Linked DNA regions of Homo sapiens: region 1 is linked to region 2. The links are chromatin loops, found by intact Hi-C in ENCODE. Cell type or tissue: heart right ventricle. All regions are shown on one strand.

What was found. Peaks named below come from ENCODE experiments on the same cell type or tissue, not always from the same donor. Only the 100,000 strongest peaks of a DNase experiment are listed, where the experiment ranks them.
Region 1: a loop joins it to region 2, with 5 times the contacts of the local background. A loop is called at or near these places in 32 of 110 quality-filtered maps.

What each region holds. Positions count from the first base shown.
Region 1 is chr14:24,033,590-24,041,589 of GRCh38, reverse strand. It overlaps the pseudogene DHRS4L1. Among named protein-coding and RNA genes, the nearest start is that of CARMIL3, 14 kb to the left of the region's middle. RefSeq lists an enhancer at 4,660-4,749 and a silencer at 5,200-5,339. In heart right ventricle, a CTCF peak has its summit at 4,669 (motif pointing right); DNase peaks (open chromatin) are centred at 4,709 and 5,089; H3K4me3 peaks cover 1,344 bases; H3K27ac peaks cover 1,473 bases.
Region 2 is chr14:23,985,192-23,993,191 of GRCh38, reverse strand. DHRS4L2 (dehydrogenase/reductase 4 like 2) reads right to left here and starts at 4,263. Exons shown (of 8, transcript NM_198083.4): 1 at 4,117-4,263; 2 at 2,833-3,010. The coding sequence starts at 4,244. RefSeq lists a silencer at 4,248-4,497 and an enhancer at 4,668-4,727. In heart right ventricle, a CTCF peak has its summit at 4,401; DNase peaks (open chromatin) are centred at 2,893, 4,381 and 6,261; H3K4me3 peaks cover 1,331 bases; H3K27ac peaks cover 2,914 bases.

The sequences.
Region 1 (8,000 bases), 48 kb before region 2:
TAAAGCTAGTTAGTGGTGGAAGAACTGAGGTCAGTCTCCCACTTTGTAGCACAGAGCTAATTCGTAAGAGCCCTCTGAAAGTGAGCTGGGGTCATTAGGAAACCGGCTGCCCAGGAGAGCCATGATGGGAGAAGATACCAGCCTGAATTTAAAGCAATTCCATATTTGGTTATGATGTCATTTTCCCTGTCTCTGTCTCTCTCTTTTGACCTGGAGGCATGAAAGATTCAAGGCAGAAAGGGAAATTTAAACTGAGAAAGCCAAGAAAGGCAACATCTCACCTCCTTAATAAGTTATAAGTAGGTAGTGAGGCATGTGCTAGAGTAATGAATGGCCAAGCAGAATCTGCCAACAAGGGTTTTCAGTACAAAGCCACCCTGAAACCAGACTTTGCATTTGCCTGGAACTGGCAATTTTGATGCCTTGGGCAAGTAGCAGTACATGGGCCCTTGGTCAATTTTGTGCTCCGGATTTGGCCCACGGAGGGGTGTTATTAACAATGTACACCATCTGCTAGCTTCCCATTTTAACTAATTATTCTTGTTAACTAGGTGCTAACCTTCAACACAGTTGAAGAAATGCCTGGGCTGTCAACGTGTAAATCTAACAAAATTTAAAGTCAAGTACTCTTTTAAAACCAGTATGAATACTTTCTTGCACCCTTTAAATTTTGGTATCCTGGCACAAAGCCAAGTCACCTGCCTTGGCTCTGTGTAAGTCTCACCAATGTACTTGTTACTAGGGAGGTGCAGAATAAGTTAATAAGTGATGTGTGCTGTGCTCAGTGCACGTGTGTTTGGGCTGGGAGAAGACAGTGGATTGCTCCAGAATCACCTGGAGACATTTTCTACTCTGCTGCATACCCCATGCCCCTCTACTTCCAGGTCTGTCAGCACAGAGATGGGAGGAGGCTGGGTTTTGAATGAACAGAGACAGCAAACCATAAAAGATGAATGAGGCTGGGTGTGGTGGCTCACACCTATAATCCTAGCACTTTGGTACGGCCAGTAGGGAGGACCGCTTGAGGCCAGGAGTTCAAAACCAGCCTGGGCAATAAAGCCCCAACTCTACAACAAATTTAAAAGATGAACTGGCGTGGTGGTGCATGCCTATAATCTTAGCCACTTGGGAGGCTGACGGGGGAGGACTGCTTGAGCTCAAGAGTTGGAGGTTACAGTGAGCTATGATCATGCCACTGCACTCCAGCCTGGGCAACAGAGTGAGGCCCTGTCTCTGGGGGGAAAAGAAAAAGATGTCTTCTAAGTGTTCTAAATTGTGTGATCACTACACTAAAGTGGTTAGGAGCTGTTTGTTCTGTGTTCTGATAGTTATACATTTTTAAGAAAAAATATAATCAAGCAGATAGGCAGCTACTCTGGTTTCCACTTACAACACCAGTGAGAAGCTTCGTGGTGTGCAGATGAGGAGGCCACTGGGTAGTATCCATTCTCAGGGCAGTGGCTTTTCTCATTGCAGGGTAACATGTGACAACTGGCAGAAGACATTTCAAATTGCTGACAAGTATTCTATCATTCTCCTCTCTGACAATGGTCATACAAACTACCTGAGAGTCATTTTTGACTTCTCTATTTCCCACTTTTTGACATGGGGTTGGAAAATCTTGGTTCGTTTCCACTGAATGTCTCTTGGGCACATCTATTCCAGTCCCACCGCCACTGCTCTAAACCTGGACGACAGCAACAGCTTCCTCACTGATGCCCTGGATTTGGTGTCTCCTCTGTATATCCTTCCTACCAGAGCCAGATTAGCTTTCCTAATAACCATCTTTCTCTTGCTCAAAACCTCACATGGCTTCTTATTTGCTACAAGAGTGTGTAAACATATCCTTTTAAGAGGCTATATCCTTTTAAGGTCCTTAACGTATCCTTTTAAGAAGCTATGGCCGGGCGCAGTGGCTCACGCCTGTAATCCCAGCACTTTGGGAGGCTGAGTGGGTGGATCACCTGAGGTCAGGAGTTCAAGACCAGCCTGGCCAACATGGTGAAACCCCGTCTCTACTAAAAATACAAAAATTAGCTGGGCATGGTGGTGGGCACCTGTAATCCCAGCTACTCAGGAGGCTGAGGCAGGAGAATTGCTTGAACCTGGGAGGCAGAGGTTGCAGTAAGCCGAGATGGTGCCACTGTACTCCAGCCTAGGCGACAAGAGTGAAACTCCGTCACAAAAAAAAAAAAAAAAAAAAAAAAAAAAAAAAAAAAAAGATATGGAGGCCCATGGCCTCTATCTTTCCAATGCAGCCCCTTCCCCAGCAGTACTCCTGAGCCTGTGCTCTCCATTGTGGCCTGACAGTGCTCCTCTCTTTCCTTCAGTTCCTCCTTGGCTGTCTGCTCATTTTGCAGAGTTATCTGGAACCTCGTCACTATTCCATCTGTCCATTCCCATCCATTCCTTAAGGTTTAGCTCAAGTACCACCTCTGGGCCAGGCCTGTAGGCCATGTTAAGTGAACCTGGTGGGGGCCACAGGATGTTTTCCCAACAGGGTTTTCACATTACATTGCTACTTACATGTGATATGGTTAGTCACTAATTGACCCAGACTCCCAAACGGCTCCTTCCACCATCAGGATCAAGGCCCCAATCTTGGGCTCTGTCCACCAGCCTAGGCCAGGCAAGGTGACTTTCTAGGACTCACATTTGGCTCTTTCCAATGCACATTTGAGCATTTGCCAGACAGTTCCTTAAAAACGGAATTACCCTATACTGTCTACCATGCTACTGTCTACTATTGCTTAAGATCCTCCTCTTCTAAGATTATGCAAATTATTTCTGCCAACCTTCCAATCTGTTAGCACAACCCTGTACTTTCCATTTTTGGGTAGATTCTCCCTTCCACTCTGGAAAATAAAGTGTGTATCCTGAGCCTCAAGGGAAGAGGAGCTTGCTTTGCTGGATGGTTCATATTTCCTTCGGCAGCTGGAAGGCTGGTATCCACTACTAACTGTGACACTGACTTATATACTTTCTTTGAGACTAAAGTCCAGTACCTGGTAGTCCACAGGCAGCCAATAAAGGAAGGGAGCTTGGGAGGTCTGGGTCTTTCCTTACTGGCTGTGGGACCTTGGGAAGTTGCTCCAGCTATCTGAGCCAGCGTCTGCAGACCGAGAGAATAGTCCTTGCCTTGCTTGGGTTGTTGTCAGGTCTAGAGATAACCTGTGTAAGGCTCTGAACACAGGAAATGGCACATAGTAAGTGGTTGAAACATGGTGGGCTGCTTCCTGAAGTTCCCAGGGACTTGACTCTGTAAGCTGAAGAAGAGGGGAATGTTTATTAGCTCATGGGTGGGAACATCTATTTTGTGATTGTATTTACCCTTCTCATCTGTCCAGTTAGGTTGAAAATTACTGGAGAACCAGTACCAGCGGTTTCTTTGGGGTATGCAAGGGATGATGCAGGGTTGAAGCATTAGAATGTTTTAACATTCTCTGATTGGGATGGGATTATTCTCCAACTTTAATATATGGACATAATAGAAAGGCACACAATAAAAACGTGCTGGTGGGCTGGTTGGGTATGCAGAACACACTGTTATGTTTTAGTTAACATCACTGCGTTGGATCTCACCAATGCTGTCCAGGAAAGCAGGGAAGGAGGCTCAGGCTGGCTCCCTTTTCCACCTCCTGGCTCTGTGCCCATTTCCCTGCAGCTCACTGTGGCCACCAGCCGCTCCCAGTCCTTCATCTTCCCCACATGGCACACAGTGCCCGTCATGCTCAGCCCCTCCCCCTGCAGCGTGGCCACTGCCTGGTCCACATTCTGCTGCTTCCGGCGGCTGACTACCACGTGGGCCCCGTCTTGGGCCAGACGCTGGGCGACGGCGAAGCCGATCCTGTGAGCAGAGACAAAGACTGCTAAGGCTTGTGCAGGGGAAGAGATGGACAGCATGGGCTCTGAAGTTAGACTGCCCGGTTTTGAATTCTGGCTCTTTCTCTATATGACCTCCATGTGTCTCTACTACGTGTAAAACAGGCTTAATGGCACAGCCATTTTTGGCGTTCCTTTACTTATTTTTATTATCATCTTGGACTGCAGCCTCAGTTCCCAAGAACTGACATCACTTTCTACAGTTCCCACCATGGGTGACAGGCTTCATCCCCTCTTGGGACTGAGAGGTGAGAAATGAGCTGGGTTTGCAGCAGCAGCCACTTCCGTGATTTGAGGGTCTCACTCAGAACAGCCCTGCCTCCAGGTTTCTTTCTTACTAGTCTACATCATTCTGAAAATTCTATCCTTAATTATTTTTTGGGGTGCATGTGAAAAGATGGTCTCCGGTCAAAAATGTAAATATTGCCTTGGGAGGAAGAGTTACACATTTTGCACTTGTCAGCCATTAGCATTTTACCTACATTTGTATTTTAGTTTTGTGAAGAGTTGGCATCTAGCAAAGTCCTGTAGAAATGAGAACCAGGACTGAGAAGAGAGGTGGGTGAGAAACAGGCTGGCGAAGGTCGGCCCAGATGTACCGACCTAAACAAAAATCTCGACACTTGGCTCTGGTGTCCCATCTAGGTAAGGGGGAGGGGTTCCGGGAGACTTTCCGGTGCCCAAATAGAATGTCTGGTACATTTTCAAAGTGCTGGAGGCCTTGGGATATGATTTTGAAATCCAGATTCCCTTGGATTTCTAGTTTCTGGTCTTCCCGGACGCTAGGTGGTGCTGGTTGACGGGGGCAGCCCAGAACACTGGGGGGACTAGATCGATGGGACTTCACAGAGGAGGCACAGTTGTGCCAGAGGCAGCAGGGACACGAAGGCAGGCAAGGGAGGGTCCAGGGCCAGGGGATTCGGAGGGGCTTCGGGCGGACCACGTGGCTACTTCTTTTCCATGGCCAGACTTTGGCGGTATGTGAGGTCTGAGGACAGGGGCACTGGAGGCAAAGGACGAGACACCAGTGCCTGTTTCCAGGCAGCCAGGGCCTCAGAAACTCCGGCACCAACACTCACCAGTCGGTGGAGGCCGTTACCAGGGCCACCTTATTTGTGAGCGGGTCCCGGCGGGTCATCCCGGAGCTGGCCAACCGCACCGACTTCCCTGCCCGGGCACAGTGGCCTCGTAGCCGCGCCTTGTGCATGGATCAGACCAGCAAGTCTGGGTTCCACTCCTTCCAGCGAGGTGACAGAGTAGGGCGAAGGGGCAGGACGAAGGGCGGGCCGCTTCCCTGCCTGCTCCCTCCCCGCCCTCAGCCAGCTGGGAGTCGTCTGTGGCGGTTGGCGCCTCCCGCCGCCCGCCGCCCGCCAGTCGCCGCGCCCCGCAGCCAGCTACCTTCCGCCTGACTGGGGCTTGCCTTCCCGGGCTGGCGGGTGATCAAAGCGCTCTCCGTTCAAGTTGCCTGTAGGGCTCGCCCCTCCCCTGGCCCCCGCAGGAACCCGCAGCCTTTGGCTGCTGCCTTTCTGCATCTGCTTGCCCACCTTTTCTTCTTGGGGAAGTGGGGGTTTTGAGTTGGTTGCTTTTGCTTCTTCAGAATTCCTTCTCCAAGAAAGTCTGGGTCTATGTATGTGACAGCCCACAGGAGGGCAAATGTTTTGAGACTGCCCATGGAGGTGAGGCCTGTGGTCCCCATGGAGTCCACCAGGTGAGGCTGGAGCAGCCTGGGAGAGAGACGTGATAGGGAGTAGCTGCACCAGGCCTGGCACTGCCCTTCCCTCTGCCCAAGGTCTCCATGTTGCAGACAATGATCATTGGCCAAACAGGATCTCATATCCCTCGCCAAAGGGACTTCCTCCTTTACAGGGGCTAAGTGGTAGCGAGGAGGCTGGACAGTCCCTCAAGCAGTGGTGGAAATGCAAAGAACTCGGGGCACTCAAGTTCTCCCTAACCACTCTGTCCCCAGGTCTTAGCCTCCATCCTAGTTCAATAAATATTTGTTGAATGCAAAATCTCTTTATGAACTGTAAGCTACTAAGCACATAGTAGTTACTGCCACCATGTAGTGATTATTATTGGTGCCCTGGGCCAGACTCTTCATCTGTAAATTACTGAGGGTATGGAGTAGATGATGAATAAAGTCCTTGCCAGCTATAAATTCTGTGTCCAAGACTTCAGTCTCCACTTCTGCCAAGTGGGCTGAAATGATCTCCCTCCTGGGTTTCCGGGAGAATGAATAAATATGGATGGCTTATGGTACACTGTAGAAAGGCCCCAACAGACCCAAATGTAAGCATCTGAATTAGTTTAACCCACTGGCCTCCTAAGCCAGACTGAGAAGCAGTGCTGGTTCATGGCAGCGTTTTCATTAGTTCAAAGCAAAATGAGAAAAGGAAACAATTACAGTGAGTTTCATAAAGCTAAGCTTATTTAACAGTCCTTTATTGTGGAGTATACGTTTGCTTCTTTTTTTGTGTGTTAGTGTTTTCTTTTAGAAAAGATGATGAAAGCAGATGGGTAGGTTTGGAGATGTGTTGTTGGTGAAATCACCAGTTTTGCAGCCTTATGCCAGTCCCTACAATTAGAGGGGAAAGAATCCTGGTTTGTAAAATCCAGTTCTAGGCATGACTTTTGAATAGAATTCATGTTTGCTCAAGATTCATTTAGTGTATGTGCAGGTCAGCTGAGCAGCTGAAAAAGGATTTCAACATTCAGCAGGGCGTGGTGGCTCACCCTGTAATCCCAGCACTTTGGGAGGCCGAGGCAGGTGGATCACAAGGTCAGGAGATCAAGTCCATCCTGGCTAACACGATGAAACCGGTCTCTACTAAAAATACAAAAAATTATCCGGGCGTGGTGGCATGTGCATGTAGTCGCAGCTACTCGGGAGGCTGAGGCAGGAGAATGGCATGAACCCGGGATGCGGAGCTTGCAGTGAGCCGAGATCATGCCACTGCACTCCAGCCTGACCGACAGATGGAGACTCTGTCTCAAAAAAAAAAAAAAAAAAGGGTTTCGACATTCAAACGGTGGCGTATAGTGAGCAAGTAATAGGACGGCCTGCACTGTATTGATAGTGTTTTCCTCAGCCAAGAAGTTACAGCTGCAGTACTCTGCTTTGCTACTCAGCACATCCCGATGAGACAGGAGAGCTTAAGTATCATTTTCCCCATGTCCAGGGAAAACTGACTCTGACTGGTGCTCCTTAGTTTGAGCCTCATGAACTATTGACAGAGGCTGGAAGCACCACACTCCTTGTCCTCTTGCACTGTTTGGAGCTAATGCACTGTGGGAACCTTTACCAGGGCTCTCCATCTGTGTGTGGCGCTGGGGTGGGGGTACACAGGAGGACGGCTGTGGGGGTTCTCAAGGCTTGGTTCAAACGGACAGGCCTGCAGGGGGCGTTTGATCTCTCTTCCCCTTCTCTTCAGAGGTAGACACGGCCACTGAGGGGCTGAGGGTTGCAGGAAGGTGAGCAAGACTATACTTCAAAGAGCAAAGGATTCTGGGAAAAGAGAATTGTGGCTTGGGAGCTTGGTGAACATCACATGGCCCTCCCTTGTGTGGGCAGGGTTGCTATTGGGCCTCCAGCCTATTTCTTTTGCGGAGAGCACAGGGGACATTAGGGAGGGGGCCTGTGAGCAGAAAAGGATAGAAGGAAGTCAAGAAGTGTGGGAATCTCTAGCACTACTCCTCATCAAGCTGGCTTATTGGAGATAAGAGCAGGAAATCTTGGTCCGGGCATGGTGGCTCATGCCTGTAATCCCAGCACTTTAGGAGGCTGAGGTGGGCAGATCACTTGAGGTCAGGAGTTTGAGACCAGCTGGCCAATATGCTGAAACCTAGTCTCTACTGAAAATACAAAAATTAGCCGGGTGTGGTCAGGAGCTCAAGACCAGCCTGGCCAACATGGTGAAAACCTGTCTTTACTAACAATACAAAAATTAGCTGGGCATGGTCAGGAGTTCGAGACTAGGCTGACCAACATGGTGAAACTCCATCTCTACTAAAAGTACAATAACTAGCCAGGCCTGGTGGCACGTGCCTGTAATCCCAGCTACTCAGAAGGCTGAGGCAGGAGTATTGCTTGAACCTGGGAGGCAGAGGTTGCAGTGAGC
Region 2 (8,000 bases):
GGTGCAGAGTAAGTTAATAAGTGATGTGCACTGTGCTCAGTACACATGTGTTTGGGCTGGGAGGAGACAATGGATTGCTCTAGAATCACCTGGAGACATTTTCTACTCTGCTGTATACCCCATACTCCTCTCCTTCCAGGTCTGTCAGCACAGAGATGGGAGGAGGCTGGGTTTTGATTGAACAGAGACAGCAAACCATAAAAGATGAATGAGGCTGGGTGTGGTGGCTCACACCTATAATCCTAGCACTTTGGTAGGCCCAGTGGGGAGGACCACTTGAGGCCAGGAGTTCAAAACAGCCTGGGAAATACAGCCCCAACTCTACAAAAAATTTAAAAAATGAACTGGTGTGGTGGTGCATGCCTATAGTTTTAGCCACTTGGGAGGCTGAGGTGGGAGGATTGCTTGAGTTCAGGACTTCGAGGTTACAGTGAGCTATGATCATGTCACTGCACTGCAGCCTGGGCAACAGAATGAGGCACTGTCTCTGGAAAAAAATAAAAGAAAGTCTTCTAAGTCTTATTCTAAATTGTGTGATCACTACACTAAAGCGGTTAGGAGCTGTTTGTTCTGTGTTCTGATAGTTATACATTTTTAAGAAAAAATATAATCAAGCAGATAGGCAGCTACTCTGGTTTCCACTTACAACACCAGTGAGAAGCTTCGTGGTGTGCAGATGAGGAGGCCACTGGGTAGTATCCATTCTCAGGGCAGTGGCTTTTCTTATTGCAGGGTAACATGTGGCAACTGGCAGAAGACATTTCAAATTGCTGACAAGTATTCTATCATTCTCTTCTCTGACAATGGTCATACAAACTACCTGAGAGTCATTTTTGACTTCTCTATTTCCCACTTTTTGACATGGGGTTGGAAAATCTTGGTTCGTTTCCACTAAATGTCTCTTGGGCACATCTATTCCAGTCCCGCCGCCACTGCTCTAAACCTGGACGACAGCAACAGCTTCCTCACTGATGCCCTGGATTCGGTGTCTCCTCTGTATATCCTTCCTACCAGAGCCAGATTAGCTTTCCTAATAACCATCTTTCTCTTGCTCAAAACCTCACATGGCTTCTTATTTGCTGCAAGAATGTGTAAACATATCCTTTTAAGAGGCCATATCCTTTTAAGGTCCTTAACGTATCCTTTTAAGAAGCTATGGCCGGGCACAGTGGCTCACGCCTGTAATCCCAGCACTTTGAGAGGCCGAGGGGGTGGATCACCTGAGGTCAGGAGTTCAAGACCAGCCTGGCCAACATGGTGAAACCCCGTCTCTACTAAAAATACAAAAATTAGCTGGACGTGGTGGTGGATGCCTGTAATCCTAGCTACTCGGGAGGCTGAGGCATGAGAATTGCTTGAACCTGGAGGCGTAGGTTGCAGTGAGCTGAGATTGTGCCATATCACTTCAGCCTGGGCAACAAGAATGAAACTCTGTCTCAAAAAAAAAAAAAAAAGATATGGAGGCCCATGGCCTCTATCTTTCCAATGCAGCCCCTTCCCCAGCAGTACTCCTGAGCCTGTGCTCTCCACTGTGGACTGACAGTGCTCCTCTCTTTCCTTCAGTTCCTCCTTGGCTGTCTGCTCATTTTGCAGAGTTATCTGGAACCTCGTCACTATTCCATCTGTCCATTCCCATCCATTCCTTAAGGTTTAGCTCAAGTACCACTTCTGGGCCAGGCCTGTAGGCCATGTTAAGTGAACCTGGTGGGGGGCACAGGTTGTTTTTCTAGGAGGATTTTCACATTACATTGCTACTTACATGTCGTATGGTTAGTGCTAATTGATCCAGACTCCCAAACGGCTCCTTCCACCATCAGGATCAAGGCCCCAATCTTGGGCTTTGTCGACCAGTCTAAGCCAAGCTTTTTTGGACTCACATTTGTGACTTTCTTGGACTCATATTTGGCTCTTTCCAATGCACATTTGAGTGTCTGCCAGACTGTTCCTTAAAAATGGAATTACCCTATTCTGTCTACTATTGCTTAAGATCCTCCTCTTCTAAGAAGATTATGCAAATTATTTCTGCCAACCTTCCAATCTGTTAGCAGAATCCTGTACTTTCCATTTTTGGGTAGATTCTCCCTTCCACTCTGGGAAATAAAGTGTGTGCCCTGAGCCTCAAGGGAAGAGGAGCTTCCTTTGTGAATGCTTCATAGTTGCTTCAGCAGCTGCAAGGCTGTTGTCCACTACTAATTATGACATTGACTTATGTACTTTCTTTGAGACTGAAGTCCAGTACCTGGTAGTCCACAGGCAGCCAATAAAGGAAGGGAGCTTGGGAGGTCTGGGTCTTTCCTTACTGGCTGTGGGACCTTGGGAAGTTGCTCCAGCTATCTGAGCCAGGGTCTGCAGACTGAGAGAATAGTCCTTGCCTTGCTTGGGTTGTTGTCAGGTCTAGAGATAACCTGTGTAAGGCTCTGAACACAGGAAATGGCACATAGTAAGTGGCTGAAACATGGTGGGCTGCTTCCTGAGGTTCCCAGGGACTTGACTCTATAAGCTGAAGAAGAGGGGAATGTTTATTAGCTCATGGGTGGGAACATCTATTTTGTGATTGTATTTACCCTTCACATCTGTTCAATTAGATTGAAAATTACTGCAGAACCAGTACCAGCTGTTTCTTTGGGGTACTCAAGGGATGATGCAGGGTTGAAGCATTAGAATGTTTTAAAATTCTCTGACTGAGATGGGATGATTCTCTGACGTTAGTATATGGACATAATAGAAAGGCACACAGTAAAAATGTGCTGCTGTCTAGGAAAGCAGGGAAGGAGGCTCAGGCTGGCTTCCTTTTCCACCTCCTGGCTCTGTGCCCATTTCCCTGCAGCTCACCATGGCCACCAGCCGCTCCCGGTCCTCCGCCTTCCCCACATGGCACACAGTGCCCGTCACGCTCAGCCCCTCCCCCTGCAGCGTGGCCACCGCCTGGTCCACATTCTGCTGCTTCCGGCTGCTGACGACCACGTGGGCCCTGTCCTGGGCCAAACGCCGGGCGATGGCGAAGCCGATCCTGTGAGCAGAAAGAGACAAAGACTGCTAAGGCCTGTGCAGGGGAAGAGGTCGACAGCATGGGCTCTGAAGTTAAGACTGCCCGGGTTTGAATTCTGGCTCTTTCTCTATATAACTCCTACGTGTGCCTACTATGTGTAAAACAGGCTTAATGGCATGGCCATTTTTAGCACTGCTTTACTTATTTTTATTATGACCTGGATCACAGCCTTAGTTCCCAAGAACTGACATCACTTTCTACAGTTCCCACCACGGGTGACAGGCTTCATCTCCTGTTGGGACTGAGAGGTGAGAAATGAGCTGGGTGTGCAGCAGCAGCCACTTCCGTGATTTGAAGGTCTCACTCAGAACAGTCCTGCCGCCAGGTTTCTTTCTTACTAGTCTACATCATTCTCAAAATTCTTTCCATAATTATTTTTTGGGGTGCATGTGAAAAGATGGTCTCTGGTCAAAAACGTAAATATTGCCTTGGGAAGAAGAGTTACACATTCTGCAGTTGTCAGCCATTAGCATTTTATCTACATTTGTATTTTAGTTTTGTGAAGAGCTGGCATCTAGCAAAGTCCTGTAGAAATGAGAACCAGGACTGACAAGAGAGGTGGGTGAGAAACAGGCTGGGCAAGGTAGGCCCAGATGTACCGACCTAAAAAAAAGTCTCGACACATGGCTCTGGTGTCCCATCTAGGTAAGGGGGAGGGGTTCCGGGACACTTTCTGGAGCCCAAATAGAATGGTACATTTTCAAAAAGCTGGAGGCCTTGTTATAAGATTTTGAATCCAGATTCCCTTGCATTTCCAGTTTCTGGTCTTCCCAGAGGCTAGGTAAGGCTGGTTGACTGGGGCAGCCCAGAACACTGGGGGGACTAGATCGATGGGGCTGCACAGAGGTGGCACAGTTGTGCCAGAGGCAGCAGGGACAGAAGGGCTGGCAAGGGAGGGCCAGGGTATTCGGAGGGGCTTCAGGCGGACCACGTGGCTACTTTTTTTCCATGGCCAGACTTTGGCGGTATGTGAGGTCTGAGGACAGGGGCACTGGAGGCAAAGGACGAGACACCAGTGCATGTTTCCAGGCAGCCAGGGCCTCAGAAACTCCGGCACCAACACTCACCCGTCGGTGGAGGCCGTTACCAGGGCCACCTTATTTGTGAGCGGGTCCCGGCGGGTCATCCTGGAGCTGGCCATCCGCACCGACTTCCGTGCCCAGGCACAGAGGCCTAGCAGCCTGGCCATCTGCATGGATCAGACCAGCAAGTCTGGGTTCCACTCCTTCCAGCGGAGGTGACAGAGTAGGGCGAAGGGGCAGGACGAAGGGCGGGCCGCTTCCCTGCCTGCCCCCTTCCCGCCCTCGGCCAGCTGGGAGTCGTCTGTGGCGGTTGGCGCCTCCCGCCGCCCGCCAGTCGCCCCGCCCCGCAGCCAGCTACCTTCCGCCTGACTGGGGCTTGCCTTCCCGGGCTGGTGAGTGATCAAAGCGCTCTCCGTTCAAGTTGCCTGTAGGGCTCGCCCCTCCCCTGGCCCCCGCAGGAACCCGCAGACTTTGGCTGCTGCCCTTCTGCATCTGCTTGTCCACGTTTTCTTCTTGGGGAAGTGGGGGTTTTGAGTTGGTTGCTTTTGCTTCTTCAGAATTCCTTCTCCAAGAAAGTCTGGGTCTATGTATGTGACAGCCCACAGGAGGGCAAATGTTTTGAGACTGCCCATGGAGGTGAGGCCTGTGGTCCCCATGGAGTCCACCAGGTGAGGCTGGAGCAGCCTGGGAGAGAGACGTGATAGGCAGTAGCTGCGCCAGGCCTGGCACTGCCCTTCACTCTGCCCAAGGTCTCTTCCATCTTCACGGGCCCTTGGAGGGCAGACTACGGTCATTGGCAAAACAGGATCTCATATCCCTCGCCAAAGGGACTTCCTCCTTTACAGGGGCTAAGTGGTAGCGAGGAGGCTGGACAGTCCCTCAAGCAGTGGTGGAAATGCAAAGAACTCGGGGCACTCAAGTTCTCCCTAACCACTCTGTCCCCAGGTCTTAGCCTCCATCCTAGTTCAATAAATATTTGTTGAATGCAAAATCTCTTTATGAACTGTAAGCTACTAAGCACATAGTAGTTACTGCCACCATGTAGTGATTATTATTGGTGCCCTGGGCCAGACTCTTCATCTGTAAATTACTGAGGGTATGGATGATGAATAAAGTCCTTGCCAGCTATAAATTCTGTGTCCAAGACTTCAGTCTCCACTTCTGCCAAGTGGGCTGAAATGATCTCCCTCCTGGGTTTCCGGGAGAATGAATAAATATGGATGGCTTATGGTACAGTGTAGAAAGGCCGCAACAGACCCAAAGGTAAGTATCTGAATTAGTTTAACCCACTGGCCTCCAAAGCCAGACTGAGAAGCAGTGCTGGTTCATGGCAGCGTTTTCACTAGTTCAAAGCAAAATGAGAAAAGGAAACAATTACAGTGAGTTTCATAAAGCTAAGCTTATTTAACAGTCCTTTATTGTGGAGTATACCTTTCCTTCTTTTTGTGTGTGTGTGTGTTAGTGTTTTGTTTCAGAAAAGATGATGAAAGCAGATGGGTAGGTTTAGAGATGTGTTATTGGTGAAATCACCAGTTTGGCAGCCTTATGCCAGTCCCTACAATTAGAGGGGAAAGAATCCTGGTTTGTGAAATCCAGTTCTAGGCATGACTTTTGAATAGAATTCATGTTTGCTCAAGATTCATTTAGTATATGTGCAGGTCAGCTGAGCAGCTGAAAAAGGATTTGGACATTCAGCTGGGCGTGGTGGCTCACCCTGTAATCCCAGCACTTTGGGAGGCCGAGGCGGGCGGATCACGGGGTCAGGAGATCAAGTCCATCCTGGCTAACACGGTGAAACTCGTCCCTACTAAAAATACAAAAAATTAGCCGGGCGTGGTGGTACTTGCCTGTAGTCCCAGCTACTCGGGAGGCTGAGGCAGGGGAATGGCATGAACACGGGATGCGGAGCTTGCAGTGAGCCAAGATCACGCCACTGCACTCCAACCTGAGCGACAGATGGAGACTCTGTCTCAACAAAAAGAAAAAAAACAAGGATTTCAACATTCAAAAGGGGGTGTATGGCGAGCAAGTAATAGAACAGGCCTGCACTGGATTTCTAGTGTTTTCCTCAGCCAAGAAGTTACAGCTGCAGCACTCTGCTTTGCTACTCAGCACATCCCGATGAGACAGGAGAGCTGCAGTATAATTTTCCCCATGTCCAGGCAAAGCTGACTCTGACTGGTGCTCCTCAGTCTGAGCCTCATGAATTATTGACAGAGGCTGGAAGCGCCACACTCCTTGTGCTCTTGCACTGTTTGGAGCTCATGCACTGTGGGAACCCTTCCCAGGGCTCTCCATCTGTGTGGGGCTGGGGGGAGGGTACACAGGAGGACTGCTGCGGGGGTTCTCAGGGCTTGGTTCAAAGGGACAAGCCTCCAGGGGGGTATTTGATCTCTCTTCCTCTTCTCTTCAGAGGTAGACGGGCCCACTGAGGGGCTGAGGGTTCCAGGAAAGTGAGGAAGACCACACTTCAAAGAGCAAAGGATTCTGGGAAAAGAGAATTGTGGCTTGGGAGCTTGGTGAACAACACATGGCCCTTCCTTGTGTGGGCAGGGTTGCTATTTGGCCTCCAGCACTATTTCTTTTTCTTTCTTTCTTTCTTTTTTTTTTTTTATTATACTTTAAGTTCTAGGGTGCACGTGTACAACGTGCAGGTTTTTTACATATGTACACATGTGCCATGTTGGTGTGCTGCACCCGTTAACTCATCATTTACATTCGGTATTCCTCCTAATGCTATCCCTTCCCCATGCCTGCACCCCACGACAGGCCCCAGTGTGTGATGTTCCCCACCCTGTGTCCAAGTGTTCTCATTGTTCAATTCCCACCTATGAGTGAGAACATGCAGTGTTCTCACAGGGGGCCTGTGAGCAGAAAAGGATAGAAGGAAGTCAAGAAGTATGGGAATCTCTAGCGCTACTCCTCATCAAGCTGGCTTATTGGAGATAAGAACAGGAAATCTTGGGGTGGGCATGGTGGCTCATGCCTGTAATCCCAGCACTTTAGGAGGCTGAGGTGGGCAGATCACTTGAGGTCAGGAGTTTGAGACCAGCTGGCTGAGATGATGAAACCTCGTCTCTACTGAAAATAAAAAAATGAGCCGGGTGTGGTCTGGAGTTTGAGACAAGCCTGGCTAACATGGTGAAATCCTGTCTTTACTAAAAATACAAAAATTAGCTGGGCATGGTCAAGAGTTCAAGACCAGCCTGACCAACATGGTGAAACCCTGTCTCTACTAAAAATACATGCCTGGTGGCATGTGCCTGTAATCCCAGCTACTCAGGAGGCTGAGGCAGGAGAATTGCTTGAACCTGGGAGGCAGAGGTTGCAGTGAGCTGAGATCATGCCACTGCACTCCAGCCTGGGCAACAGAAGGAGCGACTCCATCTCAAAAAAATAAAAAAAGAAGAGGAACAAGAAACCTTTCAGGGAAATACATACATATGTGGGAGTATCTCTCTGAAATGGGAACTGTAATAGGCAATGGGATTGTTCTTGTATGGAGGTGGTAACATCTGCCTATCTTGAGGGACAAATGCCTCCATGATTGAGGGCTCTACTCTCATCCTTTTCAAGGGCTGCCTGCGGTCCAGAAGAGAATTCATCTGGGATGGATTTTAAGTCTTGCATTTTGCAATAGCTGTCCCAGATTCACTGTTGAGTCATGCATCACTGACACAAGTCAGGATTAGGCTATGTGGAAGGGCTGGTGTGGGATTAGGACAACTGCCAAGCAGAGAAATAATAGTAAGAGTGTTAACAGCATTTATTGAGCACTTCCTTAGTAAGTGCTGGCAAGTGTTAAGTGCTTTTTAGAAATTTTATTGAATATTTTTAATCTGGTGAAATGGGTGTTTTAATGTAGGGAGCCAAAGGCCTGAGGGTCGTGACCAACTCAGCATTCCACTGAAGGCTATATGATCAAACAG